Regions from separate parts of the Homo sapiens genome. Here regions 1 and 3 are each linked to region 2. A link is a loop called in an ENCODE intact Hi-C map of the cell type or tissue named here. Cell type or tissue: dorsolateral prefrontal cortex. All regions are shown on one strand.

Region 1 (2,500 bases), 56 kb after region 2:
ATCCCTAAGGGGGGGCGATAATTGGTTCTCAGGAGTAAGGGGCAAAAAGTCTTACTCTTTTTACATATACACACAGATATACTCCAGTACACATATATGGTATAGAGTATAACTGTGGTATTAAATTTGCACTAGGGGATTCCTCGGGAGGGTGATAATGGGGAGATAATGGTGATAATAAGAATCATCAATCCCCATCTCTACTAAACAAAATACAAAAAATTAGCCGAGCGTGGTGGCAGGCGCCTGTAGTCCCAGCTACTCAGGAGGCTGAGGCAGGAGAATGGCGTGAACCCGGGAGGTGGAGCTTGCAGTGAGCCAAGATTGCGCCACTGTACCCCAGCCTGGGCAACAGAGTGAGACTCTGCCTCAAAAAAAAAAAAAAAAAAAAATCACCAATCTATAAGTCAGCAATATGCTCGAGCAGCCCATCAACAGACAGCCCCTTCCCAGGGCCTGAGATTGTCAGACCCGCCACCCTCAGAAGTAAAATCAGGCAAGACGCAGAAGCCCAGTCACCCCTTCCTCCACTGCCCAGCCACTTCCCATGTGCTCGCCCAGGGGCGGCTGAAACCTGCAGGTGTGACCTTTGTTTCCATCTCTGGAGACTAACAGCTGCCCCTTGAGTGGCTCATAGAAGAACCTGTTTAGGGACAGTGTGTTCAAGGGCAGATTCCTTGGTCTCACCTCAGTGGGTCTGGGTAGGACCCTGCAGGCACCCAGTGGCTTCTGCAGGATCCCACCTTGAGAAACCACTCTCGACAAAGTGCCTCCACGAATGATTCCAGCACTAAGGTGTCCAGAATTTCACTTCAAACCCCAAATAGCTATGTCCTGGCAGCTAAAAATGAAGAGTGGGGGTGGGGTTGGGTATGACTTGAGTTTATGACAAAAGAGCTTTGTCTCAGATAATTCATTAATTCAGTACCAGTGTTCACTGTGCATGTGGGGGACTGACTGGCGCCAGTCTGCTCCAGAAACAGTCTTTCCCCACTCCTTTCGGGACTGAGCCACAGCAGCTCTCCTGTCCTCTAGCTCAACAGAGTATGGCATTTGATGGGGTTGTGCCTGCGCCTGAGCAGACTGGCTGGGGGATGGTGGCCTGGGAACCAGTCTCCCTGGGCCCAACGTCCCCTTGCACACGGATGAGGCAGGCCCAGCATGACAGGCTGTGGAAAGTATGTTCAGGTGCCTGGCTCCCCTCAGCCTAATGCCTTTTAAGTCAGGATCCAGATTTGATTTGATTTTCCTTGCCTTCCTGGCTCCAACTCTTCCAGGCTCATTTTTCACTCCCCTGTCAGGCTTCCCAGCATTTGGTGGCCGGGTTGAGCCAAGTTCTTCACACTCCACAGACAACCTCCCTCCCAGGCTTGGGACTCTGTGCTCACCATCTAAACTCCAGCTCTCAACAGGCTCTGCCTGCCCCCACCTCGTCCTGCCGTAATCCCTGCTGGAGTTTTCTGAGTGGCTGAGAGGGACCTGCAATTCTTAGAGGAGTTGCTCAGGGACTCAGCGTGCCACCACATGAGAGAAGAACAAGTGAGTCTATTGCTCATCCTCACCATCACTATCAGGACATAAGTCTCTTCTCACCATCACCATCTCCCACCCGCCTTTATTTCAGAGTTCTTCAGCAGAGGCAGGGGACAGGGATTAATTTGAAGGAGACATCAGGTCCAATGTGTGACATCAGAACACACTTCCTCATTCCCACACGACATGCCAGCACTCAAGGTTGATGTGCATGTAGAGGGTGTGGGAAGTGCAGATTTAGAGCCTCAGCAAGTTGAGGATGTCAAACCTTTGAATACAGGGACAGTGTCTTGGTTTTCTCTGTCATCTGTTTATTGCATGAGTACAAACATCCTGCATACCATTAGTGTTTACTGAACGAACCTGCAAACTAGTCACTTAAGTCAGCCTGTCACGTAGCAGTGGGGTCAACTGGTAAGCATGCTCATAAAACCACCAGGTCCCTACTCCAAAATCTTGTTTAAAATTTATTTTTATGGTTGGGCGCGGTGGCTCATGCCTGTAATCCCAGCACTTCGGGCGGCCTAGGTGGGTGGATCACCTGACGTCAGGAGTTTGAGACCAGCCTGACCAATGTGGTGAAACCCCATCTCTACTAAAAATACAAAAATTAGCCCGGCATGGTGGCACGTGCCTGTAATCCCAGCTACTTGGGAGGGTGAGACAGGAGAATTGCTTGAACCCAGGGGGCAGAGGTTGCAGTGAGCCGAGATTGCGCCACTGTCCTCCAGCCTGGGCAACAGAGCGAGATTCTGTCTCAAAAAATAAAATAAAATAGAAATAAATGTATTTTTATGAAACCATGTTATGTTGGAACAGGAAGGGGCATCACAGTCATCTGGTTCAACTCTCTCATTTTATAGGATGAGGAAACTACAGCCCAGAGGGCAGACTGAATTAAAGACAAAGACCCAAGCACATGATACCAGAACTGCCCTCCTTCCAGATCACACTGTTGGTCTTAAGA
Region 2 (2,500 bases):
CTCGCAGGTGGAGCGAGCGTACTGGATGGGCTGCCCTGTGGAGGAAGCACAGGAAGGCTCAGGCCAGGCAGCACTGGCAGTAGGGACGGGAGCCCTGTCCTCAGCAGGGCTGCTGCTGTCATGACGCTGAGACTTGTCATGCTTGCTCAGATCCACTGAGGGCTAATGATGTACCATGCACATCTCCAGCCAGCTGGACAGAGGCTTATGGGCTGGAGAAAGAGCCAGGGGCTAAGGAGATGAAGGAAAGGGAGTAATTGTGTGGTGGAGGAGGAAGACGGGGCCTAGAGGGATGGGGGAGGGAGAATCTGGAGGAATTAAAAATGCAGGAGGGAAAGGGACAGAGTTTTGGGCATTCTGTGTTAAACAGTCTCCAAATCCACATCCTCAACTTCACAGAATTCTGAGCCTGGAGAGACTTTTACACGGTCATCTGGCCCATAGCCCAGCCTCAGGCAAAACGGAGCTTTCCCAGGCTGAACATGGGGTGCCCAGCTCCACTTAGATGTCTCCAGAAACAACGATTCAATTTTCCACTGTAGATATTTATCAAAAAGCAATTCTGCATCCCCCACCCACTGTTGCAGTTAGGTGCGTTTCTTCTATGCAATTAGGTGTATTTTAGGGTTCACAGAAAAGATAAATATAGGGAACTAAAAATGACTCGGCTCCTTTTTTCCAGAGTCCCTTACATGTGACATGTTCCAGGTAACATAAAGTCCTGCATGGAGACAGGAGTGCATGCAATGAGCTTCAGTGGTTTCCTTAATGCTCTATGTTCCTGGGAGTTTATCATTCTGGGATGTGACTTTTCATTTCCAGGAAAAAAAAAATCTCATTACTGAAGAGTCTGTCCTCGGAGCAGGAATGTGTCCAGCTGCCATATAGGAAGCAACTGTCAGTTTCTTCCCTTGCCAGGCCCCAGGGTCCTGGTTTGCACTTCATAAAATTGGGGTCGGCCAGTGGGGAAGGGAGACAGTACAGAAAGAAGTCGTCTCCCTGCAATGCAGTGTTTTCTTCTGCACATAGCAACACTTCATGTCTCCATGACAGTTTGGCAAAGAGACCAGCAAGCACATCATAGGACTAGAGGGGAAGATTCCTCTCAACCTATTGCATTTCATAAAAGTGGGGCCGAGGGCTGGGAAAGGCAGGGGCCTGGATCCTGCCACTGAGAGAAGTGAGCACTGCTCTTTGTTTTTACTTTTTGTCACAATGGTACCCTCCAAACCTCTCTTCCTTGACAATACCAGTGTATTCCCTGACTGCCGCCAATGTGTCTCTTCTGTCCAAACATGTGCTGACAAGCCTTTTGAGAGCTCTCCTTTAACTGGAACGTAACTCACTGTGGCCCCACAAACATGGGATGGGATGGAGGCCCCAGAAAGGAGCTGTTGGCTCAGGGCACATCAGAATTGGGAGACATTAGGCTCTCCCAGCTCGGAGGCTGGGTTAAACTAAAGTTAGCAGCCAAGGAAACCCAACTTGAGCATGATCGCCCTCTAGTGGAATGGGTGTGGAAACGCTAAGAGTCGCTGAGAAAACACCGTCTTGAGTGATGTATAAACTAGGAGACAGCAAGCTATGGCTCCTGGGCAGAATGCTAATTGCAGCTTGTTTTTGTAGCGCCTGCAAGCTAAGAATAGTTTTTACATATTTTAAATGGCCGAAAAATATAAAGGTAATTAATATATCTCATGATATGTAAAAATTATGTGAAACTCACATTTCAGTATTCATAAAGTTTTACTGCAACATAGCCACACTCGTTCTTTCACTTATTGTCTATGGCTTATGTATTGTCTATTCTTTTACTTTTTGAGACAGGGTCTCACTCTTATTACCCAGGTTGGAGTGCAGTGGCTAAGTTTTGCTAAGCCTGGCTAAGTTTTGCTTTTTTTTTTTTTTTTTTTTTTTTTGTAGAGACAGGTTCACTGTGTTGGCCAGGCTGGTCTTGAACTCCTGAGCTCAGGCAATCCACCTGCCTTGGCCTCCCAGAGTGCTGGGATTACAGGAGTGGGCCACTGCGCCCAGCCTCCTATGGCTGCTTTTATACCACAACAGCAGAGTTGAGAGTTGTTAAAGAGGCTGTATGGCCTGAAAAGCTGAAAATAGCTACTACCTGGCCCTTTATAGAAAATGTTTGTTGATACTTAGTCTAGACTCCGTTATTAGTCCTTAACGCCCATATTGCATTCCAGCCACAAGGAGGCTGCCTCCTTGAAGTCAATCACTGGATCCAATAGGACTTCTGTCCTTTGCTAAGGGCTGGGAGGGAAGGCAGACCTCAATTCTCACTTACCTACCCAAGAACACTACATGTAGGAAGACTAGATGGCACTTCCTCTTACTCACTAAAGACAGCTTCTAGCAAAGCCTGAGCAAACTACACCAACAAGGAAGGTTCACAGGCAATACATCAATGACGCAGACACAAATGGGGACTATTTGGTGCATAAGTGTTGGGGACCACTGCTCGCTCGCTTGCTCGCTCTTTCAT
Region 3 (2,500 bases), 71 kb before region 2:
GAATCATCCTATTTACTGTCAGGGAGGCCCCTGTCTTGACCTGTGGTGCTGCTGCCTGATATAGTGGTTCACCAGTTGAGTCATCCTTTATTTCTTGTTCCTGTGCCACATTTTCCCGGCGTGGCATGGAGACCAGTGTATTCCAAGCAGCAGAGTGAGAGGGAAAGGAGAGGGCAGCTTTCCTGGCCTGGTGTCAGGAGAAGCAGTCTTGCCAATGGCCCGGCAGCAGGAGGCTTTCCCTGCGTGCCTTGAAGGGGGCATCCAGTCCTAGAGCTGGCCCCTGCCTGTCACTGTGAGTCCAGGTAGACAGCCACAGGGCCAGCCTCTGGCCTCACTCATGAGCCCACATCCATGCCTCACCTTCGCCTCTCACCCCAGAGGTCTGTGGCAGATCTGATTCTCATGCTAATGCTCTGGGGGAAGGACCTAGATCATTCTCAAGGAATTCCAGCCCCTCTTTCTAGTGCACTGTGTTCCTTTATGCTGCAGGAAACTCGGATCAAGAGTCCGGACTAAGCAGGGAGCAGTGGCAAGTGCCTGTAGTCCCAGCTATTCGGGAGGCTGAGGCGGGAGGAATGCTTGCGTCTAGGAGTTCAAATCCAGCCTGTGCAACAGAGTGAGACCCGATCTCTTTAAAAAAGAGAAAGATTCCAGGCTGCTACATCCCCTTCTGCTTTTCCCTTCTTGTCCTGCCTCTCTTCTATTTGACCACAAGGGGAGGAGTGAGAGAGAAGTAGAGGAAAGACCACAGTTCAATTAGCAGAGCTCTTGGTGCATAAAGGGTTGTTGAGAAAGGTGAACTGGTTTCCATCTTTCCACTAGGGAAGGGTCTTCCACTGAACTTAAAAAAAAAAAAAATCTGTTCAGAATGAGCTATGAGATCCATGAGCTAAGTGGAAGGCTATTTGGAAGATGGTTCTGAGATATTTCTGCAAACAGATGAGAGTCTCGTTACCCTGGAGTGTTTGGGAGAGGATCAGCTGAGTGCTCAGGACCCTCACATGGCACAAGTCCAGTCAGTCCCCTGGACAGAGAATTGTCCCTTCCTGCAGCCAAGGACTGTTGCACACCCAGAGAACACTAGAGGGCACCCCCGCCCCGGAGACGGCCTCTGAGGCCAGGGCGTAGCTGCAGCCTGGGATGGGAGCGGTACAGGCTTTATATCTCGAACTGTCCTGGGGGTTGCAAGGAGGCTCCAGTTCTGCAAGAAGCCTCAGTCACAGTAGCTGTTTTGCTAACAATTATACAGACTAGAACAAATTAGGGTAAGGAGCAGGGATGGAGTGGATTTGAGTGACAGCAGGATTTGAGGAGGAGTACAGTTCAAGACCTGGCTGGGCTGGGAGGGAGCGGGGCTGTGGTAAGGTTCTGGCTCTGTGCACTTGGGTTTGGGAGTACATTGTCAGTTCAGGGACCCTAGTCTTAGGAGTGGCTCTGGCATAGAGAAGCCACTGGAGCTCCACGGGGAACCCATGCTTTGTCCCCCAGTGTATCCCCAGTGCCCATGGCAGTGCCTAGAACACAGGAGGGGCACAGAACACATGGTGAGTGGATGTGGGATGAGGGCTAGGGTACCAACAGGGATGCAAATGAGGCATGAGAATGAAGTAGAAGAGCGAGAGGCAGGAGTGGCAGTGGCTGTGGTGGTAGTGGTGAAGGTCAGAGCCAACATTAGCCGGGCTTCATGGAGTGTGGGTTAATCAGCACTGCCTTTTTAATATGATCCCACCCCATCTGCTCCACAGAAATGACCTACAATGACCTGTCACTTGATCCCACCTCTCTGCCAACACACACACACACACGTGCGTGAACACACACGCCACTTCCCTGAGAGCCATTTCCCTCTTCAGCAGAGGGATGGCCTATGAAGCTTTATAACTAACAAGCATCTGAGCAGACCGTGGAGGACTTTTGCCTGGAATCCCCTCAACCAGAGTCCTCTGCCCTGAGGCCTAACACTTGCCAACTGTTCTGCCCTCTTCCTCCTCCCCCTTGGTAATCCAGCCAGCCTCAGCTGGGGAGTAGCTTCCTGTCTGGAAGCCCTGGGTGGACTGGACTCCTCCTCTGGATTTCAAGTGATTTCAACATTGCCCTTTGTCTATTCCCAGCTGGGAGGGGTGGCAGCAGGGGAGGGGAGTCTGAAGGCCCAGAGAGGGTTCAGCGGGCTGATGGCAGGGAACAAGGGAGAGGCCACTTGCCCCAGACAGGCAGTCACAGCTCTTCCTCCTGGCAGAGTCTCCACACAGCCCTGGGAGCAGCTGTCCTAGACCCCTGGGGGCCACACCTTGTAGCTCCCGTGGCCTCTGGTCCTGCTGCCTGGGGTTAGTCGGGGATTCTCCAGTCTCTCCCTCTTTACACCATAGCACAGACCTGGATGATTTCCTTTCCAGCCAATGAACATCTTCACACTGCAATCTTACTCCTTTTCCTGTCACTTTTCCAAGTAACATCCTAACACCACAGACTGGAACTTGATTGCCCCCCTGGGACCCACACT

The links. A loop is a pair of places that touch in the nucleus more often than their neighbours do. Peaks named below come from ENCODE experiments on the same cell type or tissue, not always from the same donor. Only the 100,000 strongest peaks of a DNase experiment are listed, where the experiment ranks them.
Region 1: it touches region 2 in a loop (2.2-fold over the local background); 2 of 110 quality-filtered maps call a loop at or near these places.
Region 3: it touches region 2 in a loop (6-fold over the local background); 92 of 110 quality-filtered maps call a loop at or near these places.

What each region holds. Positions count from the first base shown.
Region 1 is chr3:123,778,142-123,780,641 of GRCh38, forward strand. All of the region lies in intron 4 of MYLK (myosin light chain kinase), which reads right to left. Among named protein-coding and RNA genes, the nearest start is that of MYLK-AS2, 90 kb to the left of the region's middle. In dorsolateral prefrontal cortex, no CTCF peak of the experiment used is centred here; a DNase peak (open chromatin) is centred at 1,028; H3K4me3 peaks cover 566 bases; H3K27ac peaks cover 263 bases.
Region 2 is chr3:123,722,246-123,724,745 of GRCh38, forward strand. It overlaps MYLK (myosin light chain kinase), which reads right to left. Exons shown (of 34, transcript NM_053025.4): 13 at 1-35. Among named protein-coding and RNA genes, the nearest start is that of MYLK-AS2, 34 kb to the left of the region's middle. In dorsolateral prefrontal cortex, CTCF peaks have their summits at 1,522 (motif pointing left) and 1,734; a DNase peak (open chromatin) is centred at 1,496; H3K4me3 peaks cover 640 bases.
Region 3 is chr3:123,651,450-123,653,949 of GRCh38, forward strand. All of the region lies in intron 24 of MYLK (myosin light chain kinase), which reads right to left. The region is part of intron 1 of LOC124909421 (a long non-coding RNA gene); the gene reads left to right. Among named protein-coding and RNA genes, the nearest start is that of MYLK-AS2, 37 kb to the right of the region's middle. RefSeq lists an enhancer at 2,263-2,500. In dorsolateral prefrontal cortex, a CTCF peak has its summit at 1,075 (motif pointing right); DNase peaks (open chromatin) are centred at 1,112 and 2,091; H3K27ac peaks cover 1,391 bases.